2 separate regions of the Mus musculus genome follow, and region 1 is linked to region 2. The links are chromatin loops, found by intact Hi-C in ENCODE. Cell type or tissue: heart. All regions are shown on one strand. Links, peaks and the distances in the headings refer to the core of each region. The heading gives the core; the rest is flanking DNA. Region 1 overlaps Gm20139 (predicted gene, 20139). Region 2 has its middle 18 kb from the start of Gm20139.

The links. A loop is a pair of places that touch in the nucleus more often than their neighbours do. Peaks named below come from ENCODE experiments on the same cell type or tissue, not always from the same donor. Only the 100,000 strongest peaks of a DNase experiment are listed, where the experiment ranks them.
Region 1: a loop joins it to region 2, with 4 times the contacts of the local background. A loop is called at or near these places in 5 of 42 quality-filtered maps.

Annotation. Positions count from the first base shown.
Region 1 is chr10:19,169,512-19,179,068 of GRCm38, reverse strand. The region is part of intron 2 of Gm20139 (predicted gene, 20139); the gene reads right to left. Among named protein-coding and RNA genes, the nearest start is that of Gm20139, 33 kb to the right of the region's middle. In heart, for the core only: no CTCF peak of the experiment used is centred there; no DNase peak of the experiment used is centred there.
Region 2 is chr10:19,119,012-19,128,568 of GRCm38, reverse strand. No RefSeq gene overlaps it. Among named protein-coding and RNA genes, the nearest start is that of Gm20139, 18 kb to the left of the region's middle. In heart, for the core only: no CTCF peak of the experiment used is centred there; a DNase peak (open chromatin) is centred at 4,668.

The DNA of each region.
Region 1 (9,557 bases), core at 2,748-5,247, 51 kb before region 2:
AATATCTAATTTGAAACTCAAGAAGAATGAAGATCAAAGTGTGGACACTTGCCCCTTCTTAGAATTGGGAACAAAACACCCATGGAGGAGTTACAGAGACAAAGTTTGGAGCTGAGACAAAAGGATGGACCATCTAGAGACTGCCATACCCAGGGATCCATCCCATAATCAGCCTCCAAACGCTGACACCATTGCATACACCAGCAAGATTTTGCTGAAAGGACCCTGATATAGCTGTCTCTTTTGAGGCTATGCCAGGGCCTGGCAAACACAGAAGTGGATGCTCACAGTCAGCTATTGGATGGGTCACAGGGCCCCCAATGGAGGAGCTAGAGAAAGTACCCAAGGAGCTGAAGGGGTCTGCAATCCTATAGGTGGAACAACAATATGAACTAACCAGTACCCCGGAGCTCTGGACTCTAGTTGCATATGTAGCAGAAGATGGCCTAGTCGACCATCATTGGGAAGAGAGGCCCCTTGGTCTTGCAAACTTTATATGCCTCAGTACAGGGGAATGCCAGGGCCAAGAAGTGGGAATGGGTGGGTAGGGGAGTGGGGGGGGGGTGGAGGGTCTGGGGGACTTTTGGGATAGCACTTGAAATGCAAATGAAGAAAATACCTAATTAAAATAAATAAATAAATAAAAGAATCACAGCTCACCTCCTTTGTTGTTCTTTCTCAAACTCTAATAAAATTGTGAGCTTTTCTGAGAGTCTGTTTCTAAATTATTTTATCAATAAGACTAAGAACTCAAAAGTGGGATGCTCCAATTTCCCTAGTAACCCTCGAGGAGCACAAAGGGATCCTTCAGTTTCTATGGCTTCAGCAGGAGATCAGAATTCAAGGTAATCCTGGTCTATATAATGAGTTTGAGGCCAGCCCAAGTTGTATGTATGACACCCTGTCTCAGAAATAAACAATACAAAACTGAAAACAAAAACTTGTGTTTCCCCATAACCCTCAAGCTGTTGGCCTCGAGGAGGCGCACTTCAGTGTCTTCAGCCTTTTGTGAAGTGTAGCAAAGTCACTTTGTCCACATAGTAGAGAAAAGCATTCGACATCACATTTGAGTTTAGGCTTTAGTTATTGAGTAGATAACCTTGACCAAAAGTTAGGAGGCGGGAAAGACAGCAAATTTTGTTAGTTCTACTACAAAAAACAAAGTTAGAAAAATCAGGTTATACTTGGGTCATGGAGACTTTGTGGTGGACAAAGCAAAAGAAGGAAGAAACGGAAAATTATTTGTCCTTTTGTCTCAACCAGTACAAGAAGAGAAAGAATCTAGATGCAGTTTGACCCTGTGGGGCAGAGAACCTGACATTGATCTTGGAGCACAGATAATGTCCAGGAGGACTGTGGCCGACTGCCCTCCCAGATAAGGGAAGAGCCCATGCAAATGAAGACAACCTTCACAGAAGTGGAAAAACTAGTTCCCTGAGTGCATTTGCTTAGAGAGCTCCAATTGGTTGGTGTCTGGGAAGTATTTGTGTAGTACATTAAGGGCTGAGATCACCAGAGGGGAATTTAATCATGTAAAAGCATGCTGTGGTGGCCAGGAGTTGAGCTCTAGCCTACCACACCTGTGTGTGACTTTGGTCAGAGTCTGGAACTCAGACCTGGAGGGTCCATGCTGTTATTATCTATTCTGTCTGCCGTCTTTGTGTAAAAGGAGGTCCACAGTTAGGAAGACACCGTGGTCCCTAAGCTGGCTGATTTCAAATTATCTTACTGAAATGGCACATGGCTCTCATCCTAATCTACTCTTAGAGGCTTGGGTCGGGAGAGCCAGGCTTCCAGGGCTGAATCATAACTAACTTCACCTTAGGGAGCATCCTGACCTTGAACAGGTCCCACAGCCTTGTTCTCTTTCCGTTTCTTCATCATTGAGAGCATAGCACTAGTGGGACCTGTCTTGTACCCTTTTAAAATGAAGGTTAACTAAGCTAAGAGTCATACTGTCCTTAGAAAAATGCCAACCCGTTAAATACTATATAAACATTTAGTAAATACAGCTAGGACTTACAGACTTCTAGAGACCTGTGAACACATTCCCCAAAGTCCGCAATTCTTAATTGAAACCTTCAGCGCTATTGCTGCACACACATCTGGGATACTCTGGGTACGGGCCTTGTGTTCATCCCTGTGCAGATCTTTGTGCTGTGTCTGGCAGGCAACAGCAGCTCTGTACTAGGCTGTGAGGCTTGCCTCGGCTTAACTCCCGGATTCTTCCCATTTTCCCCAACAGTTTAAGTCAATTAAGGCCAGCAGCTGGGCAGTGCTCCTTCTTAGGGGAGGGTGGGGTCTCAGTGTTGCTTTCTAATCTCACAAAGTTATTGTGTTCATTTGAAACAGTATAGCAAGCATGTGATATGTCTCAAGTTAGAGAAGGTGCTACAATGTTTCTCAGTATGTATCATCATTATGCAAATGAGTACCATGTATGGAAATTTGGGATCTAGATTGCCTTCCTGTATAGTATGTGACAATGGGCCTGTCTGCCAGGAAATAGAAGACTCAGAATTCAGCCTGCCTTTTCTACTATAGACTGAGGGAAGTAAGGGGTGTGTATGTGTGCAATCTTCCCCCACCTCTCGGCCCTGAAACTGCCAAGAGATTCTGTTTGTATAGCACACAGGTGCAAGTGAGAGCCTGACCATACAATGACAGGGCAGAACTCAACAGGAAGCCAGCGCGGGTAAAAGATGGCTTTCTTTTCTCACTGTCTCTGTCTCTGTCTCTCTCTCTCTGACTGTCTGTCTCTCTCTCTTTCCTCCTTCCTTTCTTTTGCTTTCTTTCCTCCTTCCTTCCTTCCTTCCTTCCTTCCTTCCTTCCTTCCTTCCTTCCTTCCTTCCTTCCTCTTCCTTCCTTCCTTCCTTCCTTCCTTCCTTTCTTTCTTTCTTTCTTTCTTTCTTTCTTTCTTTCTTTCTTTCTTTCTTTCTTTCATAATTACATAATTTTATTGAAAATCTATTCTTTTCTCATATAATACATCCCGACTATAGTTTTTCCTCCCTCTACTCCTCCCAGATTTTCCCCATTTTCCTTCCCCTCCAGGTCTACTCCCCTTGTGTCTCTTGTTACAAAAGAATAGGGTTCTAAGAGATCACAACCAGATATGACAAAATAAGATAAAATAAGATGAAGCAAAAACTTTCATATCAAAGTTGGGTACAGCAACCCAACAGTAAAAAGAGTCCTAAGAGCAGGCACAAGAGTCAGAGACTCTCTTGTTTTCATAGAGGTCCCATAAAAATACTAAGCTAATAGCTATAATACATATGCAGAGGACCTGGTGTAAACCCATGTAGGCCCTGTGTTTGCTGCTTCAGTCTCTGTGAATTCTTATGAGCCTTGCTTAATTGAGTCAGAGCGCTGCGTTTTCTGTTGCTCTTTATCCCCTCTGACTCTTACACACTTCTGCCTCCTGAGAGATGTCCTGAGCTCTGAGGAGAGGTGTTTTAGGTAGGGATTCTTTTGTTGTGACAAAACACCATGGCAGAAAAGCAAGTTGGGGAGGAAAGAGTTTATTTGGCTTACACTTCCAGATTATCGCCCATCATTGGAGGAAGTCAGGCCAGGAACTCAAGCAGAGCTGAAACCCGTAGGCAAGAACTAACGCAGAGCCCATGGAGGGGGGCTGCTTACAGGCTTGCTTCTCCTGGCTTGCTCAGCCTGCTGCCTTATAGAATCTAGGGCCACCAGGGATGGCACCACCCCCAATTCCTCACCGAATTGATCACTAATTGAGGAAAATGCCTTACAGCTGGGTCTTATGGAGGCGCTCCTCCACAGAGCCTTCTTCCTCTCTATGACTCTAACTTGTGTCATGTTGACACACAAAACCAGCTAACAAAAACAAGAGGGATTTGATGGAGACCTCCAATTTAGATTCTCTCTTTGTGAAATGTCCGGTTATGGGTCTCTGCATTGCTCCCATATGCTGCTAGAGGAAACCTCTCTGATAATAACTAGGTAAGGCACTGATCTATGAGTATAGCAGAATATCATTAAAAATCAATTTATTGATTTTTTTTTAGATGGGTAGTGTTTGGTTTAATCCTAAGTCTCTGGGCTATCTAATCTCTGATTCTTGGTCACTCAAGCAGTATGGGGTATGTGTTGGTATCAGGACCTCTGAAACCTGTGACATCACATAGGTGGGACCTGCAGACCTGTTGCCAAGACAACAGCCACCATATTCCCAGAATTCACTTAGCTCACCTCCCACCTTTATCTGTGTTACGTCATTATTCATATATATAAAAGGAGAATGCCCCTTCCCTCCCTCTCTCTCTGTACCCCCCTCTCTCCCCCTCCTTTTCTTTCTGCTGCCACCTTCCCCCTCTCTCTCCTAATAAACCTCTTACAAGTGGAACTGTTTTGGCCTGGTATGCTGTGTTCAGATGCAAGCTGCTATTCTAACACATCAGTATGGGTTCCTTCTCATGGAGAGAGCCTTATGTCATATTAGGCATTGGTTGGTTACTCCTGTAACTTCTGTGCCATCATTGCCCTATCATATTTTGCAGGCAGGACAGATTGTACGTGAAAAGTTTTGTGACTGTGTTACTGTCCACATTTTTCTTTGGGTAGTCTACAGAGTACCTTCCTGCACAAAAGAGACTGGAATGTAGGGACGAAGGCTCCAGGTAGGCACCTGCTTGACGTCTCCATGTTCAATGACTTGAATGAATGCTGTCCTGAGCAGTGAGGCCCACATTTCAGTTTGCAGAGAACAACCCCTATGTCTTAGCATCAGCTTGGGGATTTCCATAGGACCCTCTTGGTCAACAACTCAATTAAGTACAACCTAGTCCCTCCACTGGAATCCTTACCTCACTACAAAAGACGGCCAGTTGAGGCTCCATATCTTCCATTACTAAAAGTCCTAATTAGGATCACCTTCATGGATTTCAGGAAATTTTCATTGCACTAGGTTTTCATACCATTCCCAAATGCCCCCTGATTTAAGCCATTTCTAACTACACAAACCGTCTGTCTCCTACCTGATCTCTCTTGTTCCTGTCCCCACCCTCCCTCAGTTTCATCTGTAAAATCTATTCTATTTCCCTTTCCTGGGGAGACCCATGTATCCCTCTAGACCCCACTATCTAACTTCTCTCTGAATCTACAGATTATAGCTTGGTTATCATTTAATGGCTAATATCTACTTATAAGTGAATACATACTATATTTTTCAGAAAGAGAGCTTTCAGAGTTCCAGCCCAACATCACAAAGTCAAGGGCAAGAGCTTGGCTTGAAGCTAATAATATATCCAACACTAGAGTAAGATAGATGCTCTCACACTGGATTTGAAAGTATTGGATTAGATCAATGTGTGAAAGTCCTTACAGAATGTGTTAAATCAAAAACAGTACAACTAACAAAGTATGGCCACACAAAGTCTTACCTCTGTGGTAAATAGAGGGTTAATTTTCTGCTTGAAATTTAATGTTCCAAAAAAATGGAAAAGAACTTGGCGCATCAGAGGTACATGAGAAGGTCAATGTGGCTGAAGTGCAAGGAGGTGCCTTGGTGAGTTTGGAGAAGATGCAGCTCATCTGTTTGGACTTCATTCTGAGGTCAACAGGAAGCCATTGGGGGATTTAAACAACAGAATGGTGTATCTCACCTTGACTTTCGCATTAAAGGTGGTGACTGATTAGATGTAGGTGGCTGTATTTAAAAGATCACTGCAGTATTTATCATGTGTCTCTCCAGAGGGAGCTATTCATAGAACTAGATAAACTATGATGCTTAGATAGGGGCAAGAGTGGAAAAGCTAAAAAGAATGAGATTTGAGATTTGTTTTGAAAGTATATTGCAAGATAATATATCCAACACTACATAGAGTAAGATTTAGAAGAAGAAAGGACTTAAGACAAAAGAGTGAATGTGAAGGAACTAAAAATGATGTTAAAGAGTGATGGAGATAAGAGTCATCAAAAGTACCTATAACATGTAAAAGAGCTGCATTGTAAAAAGAAGCTACACTGAATGACAAGTCACAAATGTGTCTCTGCTAAAACCAGAAAATTCTACTTGCAACTATTGGAAGGAGAGCCATGTGTGCTCTTCTTTACAAGCATCCTTGGGGTAGCCACTGCCACTTAAAAATAGTCAAATCTTCCAGGGAGGATTTCTGAGGGGAATCTGTGGGAATACTTATAAAATTTCAAGGCATATACAAACTAATTCTTTTGCTATCGTTACGACATCTAAGAGAAGAAACAGCCTTCATTGGTGATGATCAGCAGATTTTTAGAGGTGATGGTGACTCAGAAAAAGAAAGAGTAAGGATCAGAATCCATGGGGAAATAAAAGTTGAATCTTCATCTGAATTATTTCAACTGAACAGATATGATAATTACCTGGAACAAATGACCCAGCTGCAGGCTGCACTAATCCCATGTGCATACTGATGTTACACAGAGACATTGAAGTAGTGCTCCATGCTTTCATTTCTCTGTGTGGATGATTTCATGGGCATCATAATAAAATCTTAAACCAGGTGGATTAGACTGACAAACCTGCAACTACCTTCACTATAGACTTTAAACTGAGAAAGGAAAACTGTACCTGTCAAAGAAAAGTGAAATCTTCTCATTTGATTTCAGAAAGCCCCCCTGATATTAATAATGATATGTGAAGTTATTAACTCCTACAAAGAAAGGTTTTTTTAGTATATAAACTCTCACTCATTGAACTTGATCATAGAATGAGAGGTTTCTAACCTTTGATTTTCAATATATAGGAACAGTCTAAGTTTTCTGTCATGTAAAAATCCTAGCTTATGATGGCTGTAAATGACCCTTCAGGAGGGTCACAGATGGCATGTCAAATGTGTTGATGGAGACACTGATGAGCAATTCAAGAGACCTTTTGATTGTTTTTGAATTCCCCTCTGTTGTCACAAAATTTCTAGTGACACAGCCTTAGCATAGCGTCAATGCCCGAGCCTTGTTTTTATATGAACCACACTTGGGTAATGGTCTATTCATTCTTAGGGATGAAATGAGTTCATATTTACAGTGGGCTTAGGATGTGCTACCTAAGTGTGAGGACCAACAGACCTGGATGACGTGGTGGGAGGTTTTGTTTGGGTTTTAGCTCTTCACAATGAACCACAGAAGGATGTGGGTAACTTGATAAATAGGGTGCCCTATGAGCAAATGTTTTTTTCCTCTGTATTTATGCAACTATGCTAGAACCTATAACAAAGGACATGAAGAAACCTAACATGCAAAGGAGTTGGCATATTATTTACTTATATTTATAAAGAAACTATCTTATGCAAAACGGTTTGCACTTTATTTGTAGAAGGAATGTAAAAACTGTGAAATATAATGGTTTATGTTGAAGTCACTTCTAGCCTTTCACAAGAGAAGAATATTACTGAGAAAGCTGGGAGGTGGTACCACTGGAATGTCACAAAAACTAAAACTTCCTGGCTGTGGGTTCCAAGTTATAATTCCAAATTTACAACCTAAAAAATGTTTTAAAGTCCTAACAGTGTTCCAGCAAGGAAGAAGCCTTGGGCCATACACGGGAGCACAGGTCTCACTGTGCAAACAGCTTTCGCTCTCTATCGAATCATGGAGAGACTGCCTAGCTGAGTGTGGAGAGCAGCAGAGGTGTGTCTTCATCCTAACATTCAATAACTTAGTATTTCCCTAGAGAGACAGCATAAAGTACTAAAAAGAAAAAAACCTGACCATCCATCTCCACTTCACAAAGCACATAGGGAGTTCTTGGAATCATTCCTTTCTACCAGCCTAAGTTAGGGAAGTTTTCTGTGTTAGGCAATAGAACAATCACGCAACAGTAACTTGTTTCTCAGGCTCCCCTTCTGACTTATTTAATCATTTGCAAGAGTGAGTGTAGGGTACTCCACTATTGGTAATGCCAACCATGAATGCTAGGATTTAACCCATGTTTATTTATTCTAATAGGTAGTGATGATGATTCTATTGCTACAAAATGCAATGTGCAGTGCCTCTAAGGAATTGGGTCATTGACAATCAGTTATGCATACATTATGGTAGTAAACATATTTTAAATAACAACGAATCATGAAATACAGTTCTGGCTCCCATCAACTTGAAAGTATCTAAAGGTCTAAAGTCCAGGCTACCCTGGAAATGTGCTTAATTGTCTGTTACAAGCCTGCATACTCATTTTTATTTTCTTAGCTTTCACTTCCTTCCGTTTTCTTTAAATGTCAGAAAGAAGATGAGAAGTCACTCGGAGAAGGAGCTAATTATAGCACATAAGCATTCTGGAGAAGGCAGGAAGAAGAGGAAGCCACATGACGACAACTCTGAGAGTGGAACTGTCTGCCCAGGAGAAAAGAACTAGACAGGAGACAGGAGTGCAGACACTGCCCAGAGCTATAGTGGGGAACTGCCCAGACACTCTGGCTTCTAATTGCTTTACTTATGGACCATCTACTTACACACTTTTAAGAATTCGCCCCAACTGGCCCTCTTCAGCTTAGCCTCTACACAAAAAGCAAGTCAGAACAAAAGATCTTCAGGAACCTTCCAACCGCTTTCTATGCTTTGACTTCTCAAAACTTCTTCAAAATACTCTTTTAACTTAACGCTGTGAATTCCAAACATATAGAATGTGACATTCTTTCTTTTGTTGCACTGAGACTACTGTTGTTACTTGTCCCCTTCTAAGCTGGCTTTTCCTTTCATGCACGAACATTTTCAAATAAAAATTACCCTTTCCTGGTGTTTTTGACCATGCCTCTTCCTGCATGAAGTTAGTACATGCTGCCTAGGACTCAGGCCAATTGGCTATGAGTTAAACAGAGATGAGTGAAGCTTGGACCTTATCCTTACAGCCTCATCTAGCCAGGGGCTGGTGGTCAACTCTGGACATAGACTTGTAATGTAATTCTGACTTCTCTGCCAGCTTTGGCAAGTTATTTCAACTAGTCAGCATTCCAAGATCTCCTTGCACAAATGCTATGGCTATCATATCTGTTTCATAGTTGGAATCAATGAAATACTAAAGTACAAGTCTGAGAGAAAATTCTCAGTAAATGTATCTGTGTGATAATTGCTGAGGGTGGTACTAGTTACTGTCCCGCAGCTATAAGAAAATGCCTGACAGAAGTACCTTAAGAAAAAAAAGGCTTCATTTTGATCCTGGGGATCTATATGATGGTGGAGAAGGCTTGGTGTGGCAGTGTGATGCTGCTGGTCACATTGCATCTATAGTCGGGAACTGGTTGGGGAGTATGATGTGGCTGATCACACTGCATCCACATTCAGGAACTGGAGAGATGAGTGCAGACATTCATTTTAGGAATTTTTTTTTTCCTCCTTTTTATCCAGTCTGGAATCCTAGTCCATGAGATGGTGTTGCCTGCTTAGGGCAGATCTTCCCTCCCCAGTTACACCTCTTCATAATCACCCTCAGGGGCATGCTTTGGAAGTATTTGTCTATAAGGAAATGCTGAATCCAATAAAGTTGACAATAAAAAGTAAACATTGTAAGGGTTTAGTTTTGTTTAGAAGACTTTTCCTTCTAAACTCCCCTTTGC
Region 2 (9,557 bases), core at 3,514-6,013:
TGTGTATGTGTGCATATATGTGTATGTGAATGTGTTCATATGTATGCATGTGAATTTGTGTATATGTATGTGAATGTATATGTTTATACATATGGTTGTGTATGCGTGTATGTGAATGTGTCTGAATCTGTATGTATCTGTGTGCCTGCGTATAAGTATGTGAGTTTCAGTGATACTTAGTAGAACAGCTCTTGTTCTAATTCTCAAAAGTGAGCAAGGAATTGGACCCCAGAACAGTGAAATTTTGTGAATGTCCTCCATATCCCAACATAGAGAAAAGCCACAAAAAGTGCCTCCCATATGGGGGGGGGGGCATCTGCAGGCTACCTGTACTACACATGCATCTGTGGGACTTTCAGAGCTCAGGACCAGCTTGTCTGCCTCCTGAGGACTCTGTGTCTTGTGCTTGTGCCTTTCTGTTCCTTCTCACCATGGGTCATGGGATTGCTGCAGTGTGCTCTGTAGTGTTTGCTTCCCTGGATTGCTAAATGTGCCCTGGCTTCTCAAGCTACTTTTGGAGAAGGACTTTGCCAGTGATCTCACAATCACTCCATTCTGTCAGGCACAAGGCTGAGCACAGACAGGGCTTTCCCTTCATTATCTTGCTCACCACAGAGACATAAAAGTTTTTTTTTTTTTAAAGTTTTGCTTGAAGCTATTTTCTTTCTTCTCAGCATATTCGTTTCCTGCCTAATGGTACACCTTTTCCTCCAAAGATCTCCCACCCCTGCCTGTTGCAGGATCCCTACAGGGCTCCCTTGAAGGACTTGTGTAACTACAAGTAACTTCACGGTGAAAATGTGACTATCAGACAAGGACTCTCAGAGGCACTTAGGGCAGCTGCCATTCCTCAGAGAGTGGCCTTTCAGGTTCTTTTGTGTCTTCTGAAACGTTTCTTCTGATCTTTCTTCAATGTGTTGCGTTGTTCAAACTGTAGGCAATGTTGCATTTTACACTATTTCCATTGCTGAGACAAATGCCCTGAATACTGTGTACATGATGAGCCATGGTAACTTTACAACTTACCACAAGCACCATACAGCTTTGTTAATTATGCTATGTACTTGTGCCTTTGATCTTCAGGGTATGTCACATATAAATACTTGGTTTCCTTGCAGATAGTAAATCAACATGCTAGGACCAGAGTTGTTTGTATTCCTTCCTTCCTTCCTTCCTTCCTTCCTTCCTTCCTTCCTTCCTTCCTTCCTTCCTCCATCCCTCCCTTCCTTACTTTCTTCCTTTTTTCTTTTACAACTGAGAAAACCAGAAAGAGACTGGTATTGGGTTACAAAGAGACCTTGTGTGTCAGAGAAATATAATCTTTGATCATTACTAGATAAAGTATGCATCACTGCAGATTACAAATGTGAATAACCTGAATTAGTCTTACTTTTGAGTCACTGAAACAGCACTTCCTGACCACTCCGGGAGTTTCCTTGGATGCTGTCCATTGCAATGCAAACATGCCTGACACCAATTAAGCCCTTGAGAAGAAATTCACTTGGGAGGAAATTTTATGGCCCCAGGAATTTTTCATTTCTTCTGTGATAGGTCAATGGGTATGAGAAAAAAAATGTAAGTAGGGGTATTCCATAATAGTCAGGATGATTGAAAAGAGACAGGTTAAGGACTTAGACGATTCTAGCCCTGAAGTGGTATAGTGTGCTTTTCTGTTCCTAGGAAGACGTCTGCTTTCTAAGTTTATGTCTTCTAGCGTCTATGGAAATGACTGCAGGAAATTAGGACAGAAATAAAGAGCAGAAGATTGGGAAGCTCAGAGGAAACCCTGCATCCTTTCCATCAGTTCCCACTTACACACTCCTTAGGGGCTTAGTCATTGGGTCCCAGCCCTTGCCTCGTTTGTTTGCATGGGACTGTGGGCATTCCCTGCAGGAATTTCTTTTCGTGTCATTGAGAATAGCGTGAGACAATTCCAAAACTCAAGCAAAGGATGATGACTAATATAGAACTCCTCAATAGGGAAATTTTACAAGGGTTCCGGCAGAGGCAGAAAATAATGAGCCTTACAGTCTGGGCAATTGATCACAGATTCATACAAAATAAACAGATGTAGTAGGAAAACTCATTTCTCAAAGAGTCTTGATAGCAATAATGTCAAGGTCCCCATGCTGTGTCAACAAATTCCCAGACTAGCCATTTTTAACTCAGAAAATATGCCAAAGCATGACAGAAACCCATATGCCTGGCAAAATAAATCTCAAATTAACATCTTTTCAATCAAGTTTATTTATTTATGTATTATCTACTTTATGTGTGTTCTGTCTGCATGTATGCATGTGAGCCATCTGTGCACCCTAGTGCCCTTGGAGGCCAAGAAGAGGGCATGGAAACCCCAGGAACTAGAGTTATCGGCAATTGTGAGCCACTACTGTGTGGGTGCTGGGAATCAAAGCTGAGTCGTCTAGAAGAACATGCAGTGTCCCAAATCACCAGGACATCTGTGCTGTCCCTGCAAGGAAAACTTAAAGCTCTGAAAACACATGTGTGCATCTGTACAGAAACCTCTGTCAAAGGAGGCAAAGCATATGGCCCTACGTGCTGGGCCCTTAGGTTGACAAAGCTGCTACTTCTCTTCCTCTGAGTACTTTCTGAGCTTCATCTGCTTATTTTTAAGATAGGAAAATACTTTTTTTTCTTTACCTAAGCTATTAGGAAATTCAAATGAGAAAACTAATTTGAACAAACTCTATAAATTATAAAACATTATTCAAATGTAACTTGTACCCATCATTCATAAGTCTATATTAATTTGCCCAGTCTATATTCCTTGATGCTCTGGTTAATACGTATAAAATACATGCAAGCCTTGTTCGTATCTGGAGTTAAAATTAAGAAGCAGGAATCTAAGGACACAGCTATAGGAGCCACCTTATTTTCTTTTCCTTTCAAGATAACCGAGAAGGCAGGATTCCTAGCAGACTCTTCACTCCCACTTACTCTACAAGAGATGCAACAATGACCTTATGGGATAACACAGAGTTCTGTATAGCTGAGGCCATTAGGACTGTGGATGCTGGAGCCAGACCATCAATCTGGGGTCGGATTCAGGATGGATCCTCACTGGCTGCTCATTCCTGGGAAGATTGCTCAGCATCTTTGTGTCCCATTTCCCTGCTGTGAGACAGAGATGGTGGTTGCTTACATAGAGCATGCTCCTTACATGTTACTATTTATAGTTAGAAAAGCCTCAGTGTGATAAGGTCTTTGTCCCTCCCCTTCATCTCTTAAATAGAACATTATCTTTCTTTCCTAATCCTTGGTTCTTTTTCTATTTTTCATTATCTTTCATCAGTTTTCAGTGTCCTCCCCCCACCCCCGGCACTTCTCTGGGCCAGGCTGGGATATGACGGCATATTCTCTCTCTAGACTTTTCCCACAGGTTGTTATAAAGAAACCGTTGCTTCTATGTCCAACCCATTGAACCCCAACAAACTTGGTTGCTTTTGCATTTGAACTACTGGATTGACTACTAGGTTAGACCCACTGTGTACCTCTGGGAATGACTTCAGCAATAAAAGGAACCAAGAAGGTTCTTTTCTCACGGAGTTGCTAAATTGACCTCCTTCTCAGAACTGAGCGATAAAGGGATGTGGGTTTTGCTTACTGGCCTCAAGCTACGTTAGACATTCATTTTTACAGATGCAGAAAAAGTGGAAGCCACAGGCAGACAGACAACTTTGTAAGGAGAGTCTCCTAGCATGTCTTAAACGCCAGACAAGCAAATTCTGCCAGGGTGTGAGGCCATCCAGGAATCCCCTGAGACATATCAAAGAGGTCTGTAAACATAAATCAGCCAGATCATCAAGTGTGAATGAAGATGTTACCTTAGACAAGCCGAGCACTTCAATTCACAATAGTGCGTTCATCTTTACAATCTCTTTTGAGCTACAGAGACCTACGAGTGAGTCAGGCCACATAATTCTTGCAGACAAAATGAATGTTTGAGAGAAGCTAAGTGACTACTAGAACTACACGGCTAGTGAGTGAGTGAAAGTGGGGACAGGATAGATTAAATTTCTCTACCTCATATTCTATGAAGCCACCCACAGCTCTGTCTGGTGAGCTGCTTTTATTGTCACCTTGAGAACCTGGAGTACCTATGAGGCACCCTGTCTGCATAGGCACACTAGCCTTAGGCTCCTAGGATCTGGCTTGCAGAAGACTTGTCTCCATGATTCCTCTCTGAAGAAGGAGAGAATGCATTTTTTACCCTGAAGTCTCACCTCAGCTTTCCTCTCATAACTTTACTTCCACTGATTCAGAGTTATGTGGAAGGGTAACGAATGGCCCCCTGGGAAACCAACTGTGTGCCTCTGCGCATGCTCTGTTCCTTGCCTGGCCCAAGAGGGCTGCTAAAGCATGAGCTAAATGGAAAACTGAAAACTCGGTGGCAAACAGCATGGAAGCTGATCTCAGACATGCTTGTGAGTAGTTTCTAAAGCAGAAGGTGAGGAGAAGGCAAACTTGTCCTATGGCCTGGCTGGCTTAGCTGTACGGCAATATACCCCATAGCGAGGCTTCGCACATTCGCTCTCCCTGTCCACATTTCCTGAAGTGTAAGAGTGGGATTTCATAGTTCCTGTAGCAATTCTCTTGGCAAACAAGGAAGATACTCTAAAGAGCTGCTGGTGCTCCGCCCTTTGCCTCGGAGACCAGGGAAACAATGGACCCCAGGAAACTGGAATTTCCCCAGGAATCTCAAGCTAGGAAAGGAAAAGGCTGGAGGCGCTTAGAGGGGGAGCTTGTCTCCTGGAAAGCAACTTCATACAGTTCTGACAACTTGTCAGACAATCTTGCAGTAAAGAGTGAAGCCTAGGCAGAGATGATGGGCAGAGCCATGCCTTGGGGGGGAGCTTTTTAAGATATATATATATATATATATATATATATATATATATATATGGAAAAGTGCTCTCTTCACACACACACACACACACACACACACACACACACACACACACACACATATGGAAAAGTGCTCTCTTGACCCTCAGATGGTCTGGCATATATTGGGTAAGGTAAACAAAAGTCAGATGTGTAAAGTCATCCACTATCAGTAGCGGTGATCCTATTGATTTTATTTTACCCTTTCTGAATCACAGTGCTCTATCATCTTTCGCCTTTCTAAAGTCCACGTGCTGGCCATGTAACCACTGAATCTTGACAGCATGGAGGAAAACTTTACCCTAATTTGGTTAGGTGTTTGTCAGGGACAGCACGCCAAGACCTGTGTGGTTTAGGATGGCGTTCTCATCGTCAAATTGCCTGACACCAGTGCCATTATGGTGTGTGGCATTACAGCCTCACAGTGAGTCCTGGAATAATTCTGGAACGTGAGAGCCCTACAGTCAGATCTTTTCCCTTCAGCTCAGGTAAGGAAGCGTCTGCTGCCTCTGGCACTGGAAGGCAGCATATAGGAGGCAACACTACCCCCAGGCTTACCACCTATGGATGTGTCAAAAGGCACAATGCGGTTGACAATGCCTGGCAGTGTGGGGATATGAGGGACAGCATCATCTACAAAGCATCTGGTTGGTTGTCTCATAAGGTCACTGATTCTATGCAAGAGAGCTCTATGTCATTGTCTTATGTTCTCCCAAAGGCTCCAGATACCTGCAAGTACCATCTCAACAACTGGAGATTTGACACCTGAATTTGGACAGGAGGGGAGAAGTCCACTCTTAGTAAACAACTTGGATCAACCAACAGGCAGAGATGCATGAGTGAGCATAGTCAGCCCTGTATCCCTGTGGTCACGTGGTTCCACAAAGTTGCCATGACAACTTTTATCAAGCTTGGTGCCACTAAAAAGAGAGATGGTGCATTTTAGAGTCTCTGGGGGTCTAAATAAGTTTTCCTTAACATTTTAAGTTCCTAACAAGTCATTTTTTTTAAAGGAGCTAACAGCAACAGGCATTTATCTCTACCACAGAAAGTAGTAAGTTATACAGGTCAGAGTTCAACACAATTCGGTATGTTTCTCCTAAGAGAAGCAGTTTATGGTCTCTGTGAAACAATTGTAATCACAACGCAGCTTCCACAGGGCTGAATCTGGGATTCATCTGGCAGAGTAGAGCTGAGCTTTGAGGTCCAGGAACTGCCAAAGGCAATGACGCACATTCAAAGAGAGGAAGCTGTTGTCTAACCAGAGCACATCCTCCTGGCATGCACAGCCGCTCTCCTCCCACTCCCACTCCCACTTTCATATTCTTGGTGCTTGGCTCACAACAGAGCCGTAGAAATGGCAGTGATGATGACAGATATTCTAGAGCATCAGATAAAAGTAGCATTTCCGAATCAGAGTTCTGATGTGGAGGCAGGTGCTCATAGACAGCTCCTGGTCTGGCGAAGAAAGACAGAAGTTAGGCCTCTTCTGCAGAACGAGTACCGAACCGGTGCAGCAGAGGCTACCGAGGAGCTGTAGGGTCTTTCTTTACCACTGATGGTCACAGTCACCAGCTCCTGAGGACTTCTTAGGAAAGTGAGTCCAGCACATATATTCCACATGGAGAACAAGCCAGCTACCTAATTCCAGGGTGACTGTGTGTGTGTGTGTGTGTGTGTGTGTGTGTGTGTGTGTAGGCTTATCTTATATTGTCATGTACTTGATAGGAAACCATTGGCCAGGTTAACAGCAATTAAGATGCATTTTAAAGATAATTGGCTGTTTGAATGGTGCAATGCCCATCGCTTCGCACTGTGAACGTCTGGAGGAATCTGTGTGAGCTGTGCCTGTTGTTGATCAGGTAGTGAAATATCATTGGACCCAGCCTTTTCAAAAGCTCCTATGAGGGAGGCACACTGCTGGTCTCTTAAAGAAAAAGGGGAATATTTCCAGTTCAGACTGCTTAGTGCCTTCCCAGTGAGATTATATTGAAATCTGTGCTTATCCCAGTCGTCCAAACTTGATGGAAGTTCAGACTGTTTGAGAGCATTATTTGTTTTCTGAAAGTGTACATTTCAGAATTTCTCTCTCTCTCTCTCTCTCTCTCTCTCTCTCTCTCTCTCTCTCTCTCTCTCTCCTTCCGTTATCTCAGTTTTAGTATTAGAAGGTAATTAAAAAGTTTGAAAAAATTAAAACAGTAAAAATGTTTTTCTTTTTCCTTTCTTATTCTTTTTGCTTGCTTTCTTGTTTGCTTGTTTTAATAAGGAAAAAAAAATAGAAGCCAGGTTCTACAGAAGTGAGCTAATGGTTATTCATGGCAAACTTTCTAAACTTATTCTTAAGCAAACATCTTGGGAATAAATTTTAAATGCAGTTGTCCCTATAGCACAATATGTGGTTTCACAAACAAGCAAAATCCCTAAATAAAGTAACAGACATTCTCCTGCTAGTTCGAAGTGAATACCGTATTCAGAAGAGAAACATACATAAAAATACTGTACTATTCAAACTCGCAAGGCAACAAACCTCTGTGCTAGAGGTTGTCTTAGCAGTAAGCAAGCTACCATCTTAACTCTTGTCCCCGTCTTCCAAGGGGCTCTGTCTCTGTGATAATTCCTGCTTCCAAAGTCTTCCACAGCTAAAAAGTGTAGTGTCCATGGTAGAGGAGGGGCTGCTGTAGAGGAGCCCATGTGTTCTGGGTGGATGATTGGGCCACAGAAACAAGTCATAGTTGTCGCCTCTCCACTGCACTTCATCTGCAGGGTTCATTTCATCGCTCTCAGGGCTTTACAAGTTACAGAGTTTAACACAGTTCAAAGGCAAACAGAACGCAGAGACAACCAACCCCCACAAGGCTGTCCCACAGTAATTGTCTTTGCCCATTTCAAAGTCTCTTGTAATTTTTCCCGATACTTAGCTGACTACAGATGAGAACTCAATAGGAGGCAAGGTTCATATCAAAGCATAATGTATATATACTTCCTCACCTTTGTATGTCTTCACTTTCCAAGGATACTTGTAGCACTAATTACTAGCATCAGTCCCAGTTACCTGTCGCCAGTGTTCTATAGAACTCATTATGTCTGAGACAAGAATGCAGAGAACTTGAAGCATTTGTATGCACAGCTTCAAGACCAGTACTGCGGGGGAGGTGGACACAGACTGAGGAATGGGACTCTCTCTCCCTATCCCAAGTGACAGTGATTATTCCACATGGAGGGAACCCCTGGGCCCATTTTAGTGAATGCTCTGTGTACTCTATTTGGAGCACTTCTCTCTGTGCCTGTGTCTTAGGTTCTTTCGGATCATGTCAAACATCACCTGAGCATAGGAAAGGAACTTAGCTCTTTCCGGTTGTGACCTTGCCCTAACAGTTTTCCTAGTCACTCACCAGCCTTCCAAATAGACACACCAGGCCAGATACTGGGCCAGGCTTACTGGAAATGAGTAGAAATGATCCTAAATCCTGTTAAATGGTGTATTTCCAGGGAGCTCCTGTCTGCTCCATGGACTTTTCCTAAGAGGTATATCAAATGCCTGCTCACCTGTGTTAGAGCACCAACAAAGGACAGAAGTAAGGATTTCATTACAGTCTAACTTTATGAATGAATGCCTTACTGAGCTTACTTAGTATATGAGGTGTTATTTAAAATATTGTCAGTGATGGCCCAAAAGACAGATCAGCAGAAGTTCTCACTCTAGCATGCATGACTGCTTTCCATAGCAGCACAGATGGGGTCCCCCTTCCTCACTACTTTGTATACTCTGTCATGTTCTCAGACTAACACGTGCAGCTTGGGGAAGAGTCATATACAAAAAGAAGTGTCTAGGACCTCAGGTGAAGGTTCAGTGACCCTCGTTACTTCCTTTTGCCACATGGAGATGTCAGGAGACCCAATCTCGAGTGTACCTTGCAAGTAGCCAGGGCTGCCCCAACGAAGAGGGTGACACCCGCTATGCTTGCAGAACAATGTTCTACAGTCCAAAGAAATAGAGTTGTATTATGGGGAAGTAGAAGGGTACTGGAGTCAAAAAATTCACACTTAATAGCTTATCTACTCCCTTCAAACAAATGGCTACCAACTGTGAACTGTGGGGATGTTGATTTCCAACACCTACCTTATCAGGTTATAATACTTAAGAATGTGCTGGGCAAATAAGGATCAATAATGGGTGTGAATTCCCTTACCTCACCACACCCACAATGTGGCTACGTCTCAGGTTCAAGATAATTGCTGGTAATACTCTCTCCTTCCCATCGTATTTCCTCATCAGTCATACATGCAAATTTTACATCCCAATTCCTTCTGATGGGTTTACTGGCTTAATATCACCACCTGCCTTCCTATACCTGCCCTTAGAGTCATAATCCTGTCGACCTACTTGGACCTCAATAATGTGATAACTGCTTTGAACTATAATTATCTCATTCTTGTCCTCTTTTCATTACACATTCATCATGAATGGTTTCATTTTTTTCCCTTGGTTTTACCACTTCCTTCTGGACTTCTCAGATTACCCACTGGGTTTTCTCAATTTTTTTTAATAACTATGGTTATGTCTGTGTTCAAACTTGACCTCATCAGCTTTCTCCAGAGTCTGCTACCTTTGCTAAGCATTATCTGTATGACTGGTACAGTAACCCGACTTT